Regions from separate parts of the Homo sapiens genome. Here all the other regions are linked to region 2. The links are chromatin contacts, found by Hi-C or POLR2A ChIA-PET in ENCODE. All regions are on one chromosome and are shown on one strand. Each heading gives the region's core, a stretch centred on a gene start or an enhancer-like site at or near the end of the contact. The rest is flanking DNA. Distances are from core to core; before and after follow the strand shown. Region 1 has its middle 24 kb from the start of STK38L. Region 2 overlaps STK38L (serine/threonine kinase 38 like). Region 3 holds the start of BMAL2 (basic helix-loop-helix ARNT like 2).

The links. A loop is a pair of places that touch in the nucleus more often than their neighbours do. ChIA-PET counts read pairs that join two places held with the same protein, here RNA polymerase II (POLR2A). Pooled maps may share reads with other maps.
Region 1: a loop to region 2 is called in a pooled map, with 3 times the contacts of the local background. The contact joins two enhancer-like sites. A Hi-C loop is called at or near these places in 1 of 168 maps with a recorded cell type or tissue (K562), 9 of 37 single-sample maps with no recorded cell type and 5 of 50 pooled maps. POLR2A ChIA-PET finds 5 or more read pairs at or near these places in 4 of 52 experiments (GM12878, PC-3, activated B cell and 1 more).
Region 3: a pooled map shows a loop between it and region 2 (4-fold over the local background). The contact joins the promoter of BMAL2 here to the enhancer-like site in region 2. A Hi-C loop is called at or near these places in 2 of 37 single-sample maps with no recorded cell type and 5 of 50 pooled maps. POLR2A ChIA-PET finds 5 or more read pairs at or near these places in 7 of 52 experiments (GM12878, MCF 10A, OCI-LY7 and 4 more).

The regions. Positions count from the first base shown.
Region 1 is chr12:27,218,979-27,221,678 of GRCh38, reverse strand. No RefSeq gene overlaps it. Among named protein-coding and RNA genes, the nearest start is that of STK38L, 24 kb to the left of the region's middle. RefSeq lists enhancers at 1,028-1,097, 1,118-1,287, 1,428-1,477. Within about 2 kb of position 1,363, at least 2 of the 41 ENCODE cell types and tissues checked have a DNase peak (open chromatin) inside an H3K27ac peak, as active enhancers do; they include GM12878, where a contact is called at or near this core.
Region 2 is chr12:27,276,536-27,279,235 of GRCh38, reverse strand. All of the region lies in intron 1 of STK38L (serine/threonine kinase 38 like), which reads right to left. Among named protein-coding and RNA genes, the nearest start is that of STK38L, 34 kb to the right of the region's middle. RefSeq lists an enhancer at 1,082-1,131. Within about 2 kb of position 1,300, at least 7 of the 41 ENCODE cell types and tissues checked have a DNase peak (open chromatin) inside an H3K27ac peak, as active enhancers do; they include GM12878, where a contact is called at or near this core.
Region 3 is chr12:27,331,539-27,334,238 of GRCh38, reverse strand. BMAL2 (basic helix-loop-helix ARNT like 2) reads right to left here and starts at 1,403. Exons shown (of 17, transcript NM_020183.6): 1 at 1,136-1,403. The coding sequence starts at 1,166. LOC124902906 (a long non-coding RNA gene) reads left to right here and starts at 1,442. Exons shown (of 2, transcript XR_007063255.1): 1 at 1,442-1,617. RefSeq lists silencers at 910-1,029, 1,050-1,519.

The sequences.
Region 1 (2,700 bases), core at 114-2,613, 58 kb after region 2:
CAAAATTACAACAAATGTAGTTAAGTGATCTAATTGGCTTTTATTTGTGATGAATGGATCAGGGTACTATCTCCCATAAAAATTTAGAAAAGGTGGCTGGGCACCATGGCTCATGCCTGTAATCCCAACACTTTGGGAGGCCAAGGCAGGAGGATCACTTGATCCCAGAAGTTTGAGAACAGCCTGTGTAACAGAGAGAGACCCCCATCTCTACCCAAAATCAATCAATCAATAAAATAAAAAATTTAGAAAAGGTGATCTGATGAGCTAAGCAGAAGAGGTGGGCTTTATAGGCAGAAAAGGGGTTAAAAAAAAGCAGAAATAAGGAACAAAAAGTGAATCGGTCATTTCAAAGTTACTTTCCTTATCGGATTAAAGCAGGGGGTACTCCTTTATCATGCCAGCTAAAACTGGCCTGTTAGGGGATTTGGCTATGCTGTCTTTCCCTCTTTCTCTCTCTCCCCCTTAGTTTCTTGAAAGGTAGATGACTTAGTTTCTGTTTGGTGACATGAAACTTTAGCATGAGTGACTCCATTTTGGTTTGATCTGTAGAGGCCCAGTCCAAATCAATAGCATCGTACAAATTTTATTTAAAAGAATAGTGCTGCTGGGCGTGGTGGCTCATGCCTGTAATGCCAACAATTTGGGAGGCTGAGGCCAGTGGATCACTTGAGGTCAGGAGTTTGAGACCAGCCTGGCCAACATGCTGAAACTCCATCTCTACTAAAAAATACAAAAATTAGCCAGGCATGGTGGTGTGTGTCTGTAGTCCCAGCTACTCAGGAGGCTGAGGCATGAGAATTGCTTCAGCCTGGGAGGTGGAGGTTGCAGAGATTGCACCACTGCATTCCAGCCTGGGCGACACAACGAGACTCTGTCTCCATTAAAAAAAATAAAAAAAGGATAGTGTCTACCTCAGTGAGACTGGAGCCAGTTTTTAGCTCCACAGCTACATAAGGAGTTGATAGAAAAACTGGAGTAATGAACACTGTTTTCCAGTTCATCTCACTGGTGTGTGGAGTTGATTTGGTTTTGCCAGTGTTATTTAGCATCCTTTTAAAATCACCCCTCCCCAACCCATCTCCTCGTACAGCTGCCCACAGGCCTGGCTCAGAAATCTGTCTCAGAAACTGAGTACCACCTAGTCTAGTCACAGTTTCTTTATGAACTACTCTGCCTTGGCTCACTGACTTGAAGTTGACAACTTACTCTTGAATAATTTAACTCCTTTCTTGGAACTGACTCCTTCTTCAGACTTCTCTTAACTTTCACTTCTGCATGTGGGAAGAAAGTAAAGGTATTAGAGACACACTGTGTAACTGGCTACAGGGTACATGGACCTTATTTCCCCCTCCCTGACAGCAAGGGCTTGTACTCAGCCTGATGTCTGGGCATAATATAAACCTAGCTTGATCTCTATTCATCACAGTCTCCACCTTTACTTACTTGAGTGTGATGATTTGTTTGAGATGTTTTGCTTTACTCATGAGGGTATGGAAATACGAAAAAAAGATAGATTGACTCATACTGTAATTCTACACTGATACATTGCAGCAATATTAACATTAATTCAATTTAAAATTCCACATTCCACATGTGTATTTGGCAATGTAGTTCTGGGAGGTAATTTGGAAATACATATCAAAACCTTAACAATAGTTACATTAGTCAAGAGCCTTGATTGCCAAAGACAGAAAGCCAGTTCAGATTAGTTTAAATAAACAGGGAAATTTATTAGGTCAAATAATTGGACAAGTCTAGGGAAGCACCTTGCTTCGGTCATGGCTGAGACCAGGAACTGAAATGATGGCATCAGGCTGGGCGCAGTGGCTGACACCTCTAATCCCAGCACTTTGGAAGCCTGAAGCAGGAGGATCGCTTGAGGCCAGGAGTTCCAGACGAGCTGGGGCAACATAGTGAAACCCTATCTCTACAAAAATAAAAATAAATTAGCCAGGCATGGACGTGCACACCTGTAATCACAGCCACTGGGGAGGCTGAAGCAGGAGAATGGCTTGAACCCAAGAGTTTGAGGCTGCAGTGAACCATGAACGCGTCACTGCACTCCAGCCTGGGTGACAGTGAGACCTTGTCTCAAAAAAAAAAGAAAGAAAGAAAGAGAAAAAAGATGTCAGTAGGAATCCCCCTTTGTCACTTCATTATTTAGCTCTGCTTTCTTCCATGTTGGCATCAAGAGGGCCCTCATCAGTCCCAACCTTAAATGATTTTTGGTGCCATTTAAGAATTTCAGAAGGAAAGAGATGTTTTCATCCAAGAGTTATTATCAGACCTAGAAAATTTCCCTCTTATTGGCCCTACTTAGATCATATGCTCACTCCTGGACCAGTCACTGTGCCTGGAGTGGTAGGAGACAGGGCACTCTGATCAGTCCCAGCCATGTGATGAAACATTTTACCAGTTGTGGGAGAGGCAGATACTAAAAGGCAATGAGAGAGTGAGGTAGGAGGTCAGTTCTATCATGTGAAAATGAGAAGAAACTCTAGGCAGGCAGAAACAAGTGATATCAAAATACAATGTTCATTCTCGTCTATGAATATTTACCCTTAAGAAATAATCAGAAGTGTGAGAGAGTTATGCAGTTATTCCTCACAGAATTATGTATAATAATAAAAATTGGCTGAACATGGTGGCTCACGCCTGTAATCCCAGCATTTTAGGAGGCTGAGATGGGTGGATCAC
Region 2 (2,700 bases), core at 51-2,550:
CATCCCAATAAACCAATCCTAATTTGAAAACATCACTAAGTCGAAAGTGCATTTAATAGTGGCAGCAGAGCAGACATTCCCCAACTTACAATTTTTCCACTTTATGATGGTCCGAAAATGAGGCACATTCAGTAGAAATCATAATGACCTCCTCGATGGTCTTATATCCCAATAAACCCAACCTAAAGTTGAAAATTCATAAGTCAGGGACTGTCTGTATTTTGACATCTATTTGGGCAGGCCCCTACTCTTTTTCCTTTTTTATCCTCCAAATTATTATACTTTTTCATATGAATTCTAGAAATCTACTTGGAAAGTTCAATTTAAATTACTGTTGAGATTTTGATTTGGTCCCTATCATCTTTTGAGAAGAGGAAAAGCATGATTTAAACTATCCAGCCTCAGCTGATTTCAGCTTCAGGGCTGACTTTAGCTACTTTGCCAAGGTATTTCTGTCAGCTAGGGGACAAGTATCCAAACTGAGAGTTAAGGTTTTTAAAGTACTTTTAAAAAATTGCATCCAAGCTTACATTGTTATTGATTATAGAAAACAAAATGAGATATTCAACAAACCTAGTAGATAGTATTTGCAAGACACTTAGGCTTTCAGGGTGACCAAATAAAGACAAACCTGGAAGAAGCCAACTAAGCTAACAGTTTCATCGGCTTTAGGTAAGGCTTTAGGTACTAGCACCTATCAATGTACCAAGCAATATGACAGTAGGAAGAGACCCAAATAGTAGGAGACATGATATGAGCATGCTAAGATCCTATAAAATTGTCGAAAAAAGAGTTAAGACTAACCCATATAAACAATTAGCATATAAACAATTAGCCTGGGTGGACCTTTCTGATACAAGCAGGGCTTTAGAACAGGGGAAGATCAGTGTGGGCTGCAGTGCCCAATAAAAACTAACAGATCAAATAGTTCAGCTCTAGCTTAACTAAATGCCTGGTGGTAATCAAAATTTAGTGACAGCTATTCAGAAGTCTGTGTGAAAAGAAATAGTGATTATGTCAAGTTGGTTTATAAATCAAGGCTGGGCTACACTTACAGCCTTCCAATAAAAGGGCAAAGATCCCATAAGCAAGCATCTCTTAATTGCAGCAGCTACTCTAGATCATATGCCTAAACTGTGGCCAGCACTAGATTAACCCAATGGGAAATCCCCATGCTTTGTGGCTTATAGGTTATTCAAAACCAGAATCTGATCCTACTCTCCTTATACATGACCTGAAAAGTCCCTCCTCCACTGGACTTGCATCCATAAAAACTCCACCCAGTTTCCTGACATCACGGAAATTTACTAGTCCACTTGGAAGACCTAGTATGTAAGCTCATCTATTTGTGGAAAGAGGCAATTCTTTCCAAAATTACTGAGTCAGAAATTTTTACCAGCTCTAGACTTTTTTTTTTAAGGGGAGAAAGTTTTATCTTTTTTTTAAATTTTACTTGAATAAACAGGATAAGCACTATATCCCCTTCCAAGGAGCAAAAAATACTGCTCAAATAGCTGGAAAAATTGGTCAGGAGGAACTGGAGTGGGAATTTGCTTTAAATTTTTAAAATTATATGCAAACTCCATGGTTATTTAATTTTTAAAGAATTATGAGATAAGATATCTCCATGATTTCTTTACTCATTTGTCATTCCAGAAAACATTACTCAGGGTAGACAGCTCTTCCTTCCTCAATTATGTCCTTTGAAATGAACAGAAAACTTACCTTTGAGTTGGTTTTAAGGCGGTTTCACTAAAATCAGGGAGTTAAAGACTATTTAACCCTTTGAGGTTCCTTCGAGTCCTCCTACTGCTGTGTGTGTGTGTGTGTGTGTGTGTGTGTGGTTCCTTCCAGTTCTCCTACTGCTGTGTGTGTGTGTGTTTTTTGAGATGGAGGTCTTGCTCTATTACCCAGGCTGGTCTCAAAGCCCTAGGCTCAAGAGATGCTACCACCTCAGCTTCCCAAAGTGCTTTATACTTTATACTTTTAAAAGTACGAGTAATTACTCGTACTTTAAATTAAATCGAGGAACAAAGCGGGGTGTGAAGTTTTCACACACATGCCTCAGGACTCTATTTCTAATGAGATGATACACTGTAAATCATGAAACACTAATTCACTTCATACTTTATAGCTTTGTATTAAGTGAAATTGGGATAATTTGGTGGGTTATACATATTTAGAAGTGAAGTAAATACTTCAAGAGTTGTGAAGATCAAACGAAAGAGGTAAAATGCTTTATAAAAGGCAAGACACTATTCAATGTAAGGTTATACATGCTTTAAAACAATAAATCGAAATCCAGGATAATGGTCATTTCTGGGAGAGAGGAAAGGGAAGGATTACCAAGGCATCTTCACTCTACCTGCAATGTTCTGTCACTTAAAGAAAATCTGAGGTAACAGGGAGAGACTTGGTAAAGATATGCAGTAGACACATGAATGTTCCTTGTATTTTTCTCCATAACTTTGTGTATGTTTGCAATAATTCATAATATAAACTTCAGTTACTAGTTTATACTGTAATTTTGATAAAATAGAAATGACAAAGATTCCAAGGAATTTTAAAGGTTTCTTATGGATAATTTTTTAAAACTATTTAACCTTATACATAAATACAGTATCTTGCTTTTTACTAACTAGTATCTACTCTCATTCATATAATCACCATTGCTTTTCTTCCTTGCACTTCCACCTTGCA
Region 3 (2,700 bases), core at 154-2,653, 55 kb before region 2:
AGAAAGGGTGTCAGAGCTTATAAACACCACACGTGCCATCTTCTATTTTCAACAAAGGGTTTACCTAAGACTACGAATATTCAAATGATCGAATTTCTGAAATCGCCCCATGATGTAAATTCCCACAATTATATTAGAATTTCGAAAGCCACCTCCTCTCATTGCCTTATTTCAGAGAAGAATCTAAAACTCTATCATCTTATTCCAAAAGGAAAGGGGAGAATTAACTGCTTCCCTGAACTTCTCTGCCAGTCTTCCTTCAGTTATTTCTGTTTTCCTGCCTCTCATTTGTCTTAAACAACAGCTATTTTGTATTCATTCCGTAATTGTGAGCAGTGGTCCCAAAGGCCCCGTTGTAAGGAACTACAGAATACTGCCAGTGAATACTAGCGAGAAGGAAAAAGCACCGCAAACTTCCAACTCCATTCACAAAAATACCACAGAAATACATAATCGAACAAGCTAACTCCACTGACGGCTTTCCTGAAGCTTCAGCGGTGAAAGACACGAGCCGCCTGTCGCTTATGGAGGGCTGTCGCGGAGCGGGCTGCGATCCCGGAGTGTGGCCCCGCGTCCACGCGCACCTGCCCACCTGCGCGCTCCACCGCGGGGCAGCGGTTCAAGCCGGGAAGCCGCGAGTATTATCAGCTCAGAGGGGAGGGGTTCACAGGAACCGGGCTAGGTCCGAGGCTGCTGACAACTGGTTTACACAAAAGAAAGAAGAAATATAGGAAGTCCCCGCAGCAGTGCATGCCATGCCGACGCCGACGCGGGCGCCCAGCAGTGGGTGGAGGCGGATGCTCCCAGCGCCGGGTGCAAGGTCCCCCGCTGGCTCCCTTTCGCCAATGCGCCCGGCCCGGGACCAAGACACCGCGTCCTGAGCGCCGGCGGCGACCCCAGCTCCCCTCCCCGCGTCCCGCTCCCCGGGAGGACGCGCCGGGCGCCGCGCCGCACCTGTGCCCCACGGGGCGGCCTTGTCCCACCGCCCCTCGGAGGCGATGCTCCGGCCCGAGAGGACAGGCGCGGGCGCTTCCCTCGGGGCAGCGGGGGCAGACCTGGCGTCGCGGGGACGCCCCCAGCGCGTCAGACGCCGCGCGCCCACCTGGGGCCGTCGCCTCGCCACCGGCAACCTCACCTCCCGCCGCAGCCTCCTCTTCCGCCGCCATCGCAGGAGCCACTTGGTCGGCTCCGCAGCCCCGCGGCTGGCAGCATGGAGGAGCCCCGGGCCCGCCCTGCCCCGGCCCAGGCGGCGGCTCTGGAGCAGGGAAGCGGGGACTGGCGGGCCCTGCCGGGTGCCGCGGCGGCCGCCACCGCAGCCCGTAGGCGCGCACGGGACGCCGCCCCGCAGCCCGGCCGGCAGCAGCTACTGAGCATGCGGACTGGAGCCAGCCGCCCGCCGCTCTGGGCGCCGCGGGGCTTCCCGGCGGGAAAGAGACCCGGGCCAAGGGCGGAGTCGCTGCGGACACCGCCCCGCCGAGCCCTCCCGCGAGCAGCAAAGCACTAAAAGGCCAGTTGAGTCCTTCTAGCAACCACCCTATTGAAAACAGGCTTCCATGCTCATAGTAAGCTTTGTCCCAGCATTCCGAAGATTGCAGTTGTTAGACCCTCGGGGCAAAGGTAAAGGATGAATGAAGATAATTGCACGGTGGGTTAGCGGAGGGCACGGGGCTAGGGTTGGGGAGGAGGGTGCTGGACGAGAGACCCTGCTCTTTTCTGCTTAAGGAAGGGCTTAGCTGCAGAGACGAGAGTGTAGATGACAGAGAGAGGGTCCCGAGGAAGCCGTTTTGCCTCCTGGAACGGTTGGGTAAATCCAGAAACAAGATCTTTTGGGCATCACTTGACAGCCCTACATCCTATGGCCACGTGTCTAGAATACACTGGTTTGCTGCCCTCCCACTGGTCCCTAGACCCATTCCTTGGTAATCTAGTAGAAGTAAGTAAAGGAAAGTCACAGTAGAGAAGACACCAAATCAAACTTTGCAACCAGCCTAAAGGTAATAACTTTCCTACAAGGACTCAATTCCAACGTCTTAACCAGCACCTTATGTGTCCTCAGGGCAGTACTTAGGGCCATTGTGAGAGGCTGGGCAGAGGGTTTGGAAGTGTGTTCCCAAGCAGAAGTGGGCATGACAGGAGAAAACTGTTGCAGGCTTAAGCAGGGGCTAGGACTTTAGAGGTAAGGGAGACGTGCTGAAAACTGTGCTGTCCTCAACACACACCAAGACACATCCCTAATCAAAACCAGTCTTGAAACGTCTCATTCCTAGCTTTGACTTGGAACTCCACCCCAAATTCTACCAACACCAACTTCTCCTGGCAGCTAGAAACAGTAATTCCATACAGGGTTTCCCGAATGTGATCAAACCTTGGCTTTCCAGACAAGTGTACACTATTTTGAGGTGGTTTACCAAGGGGTAACAGGTAGAATTAATTAGACCTGGGCTTTAAGATCTGGGTTAAAATGTAAATACTATTCTATACATGGCCTTGCTTACAATGCATTTTCCCCCTTATCGGCTCAGTGAGCCTCACAACCTCTTTCTTAATTCCTGTCTTAGTAGAGAAACAGAAGTTCAGAGATGTCGAGTATTTTGGCCAGGATCACTCAGCTAGTAGATAGTAGAAGCAAGACCATAAAAGTTAGGTCTCCTTCTTAGGAGTTCCTATTGTGGTGTCCAGTAAGCTTGCCTGTGAATCATT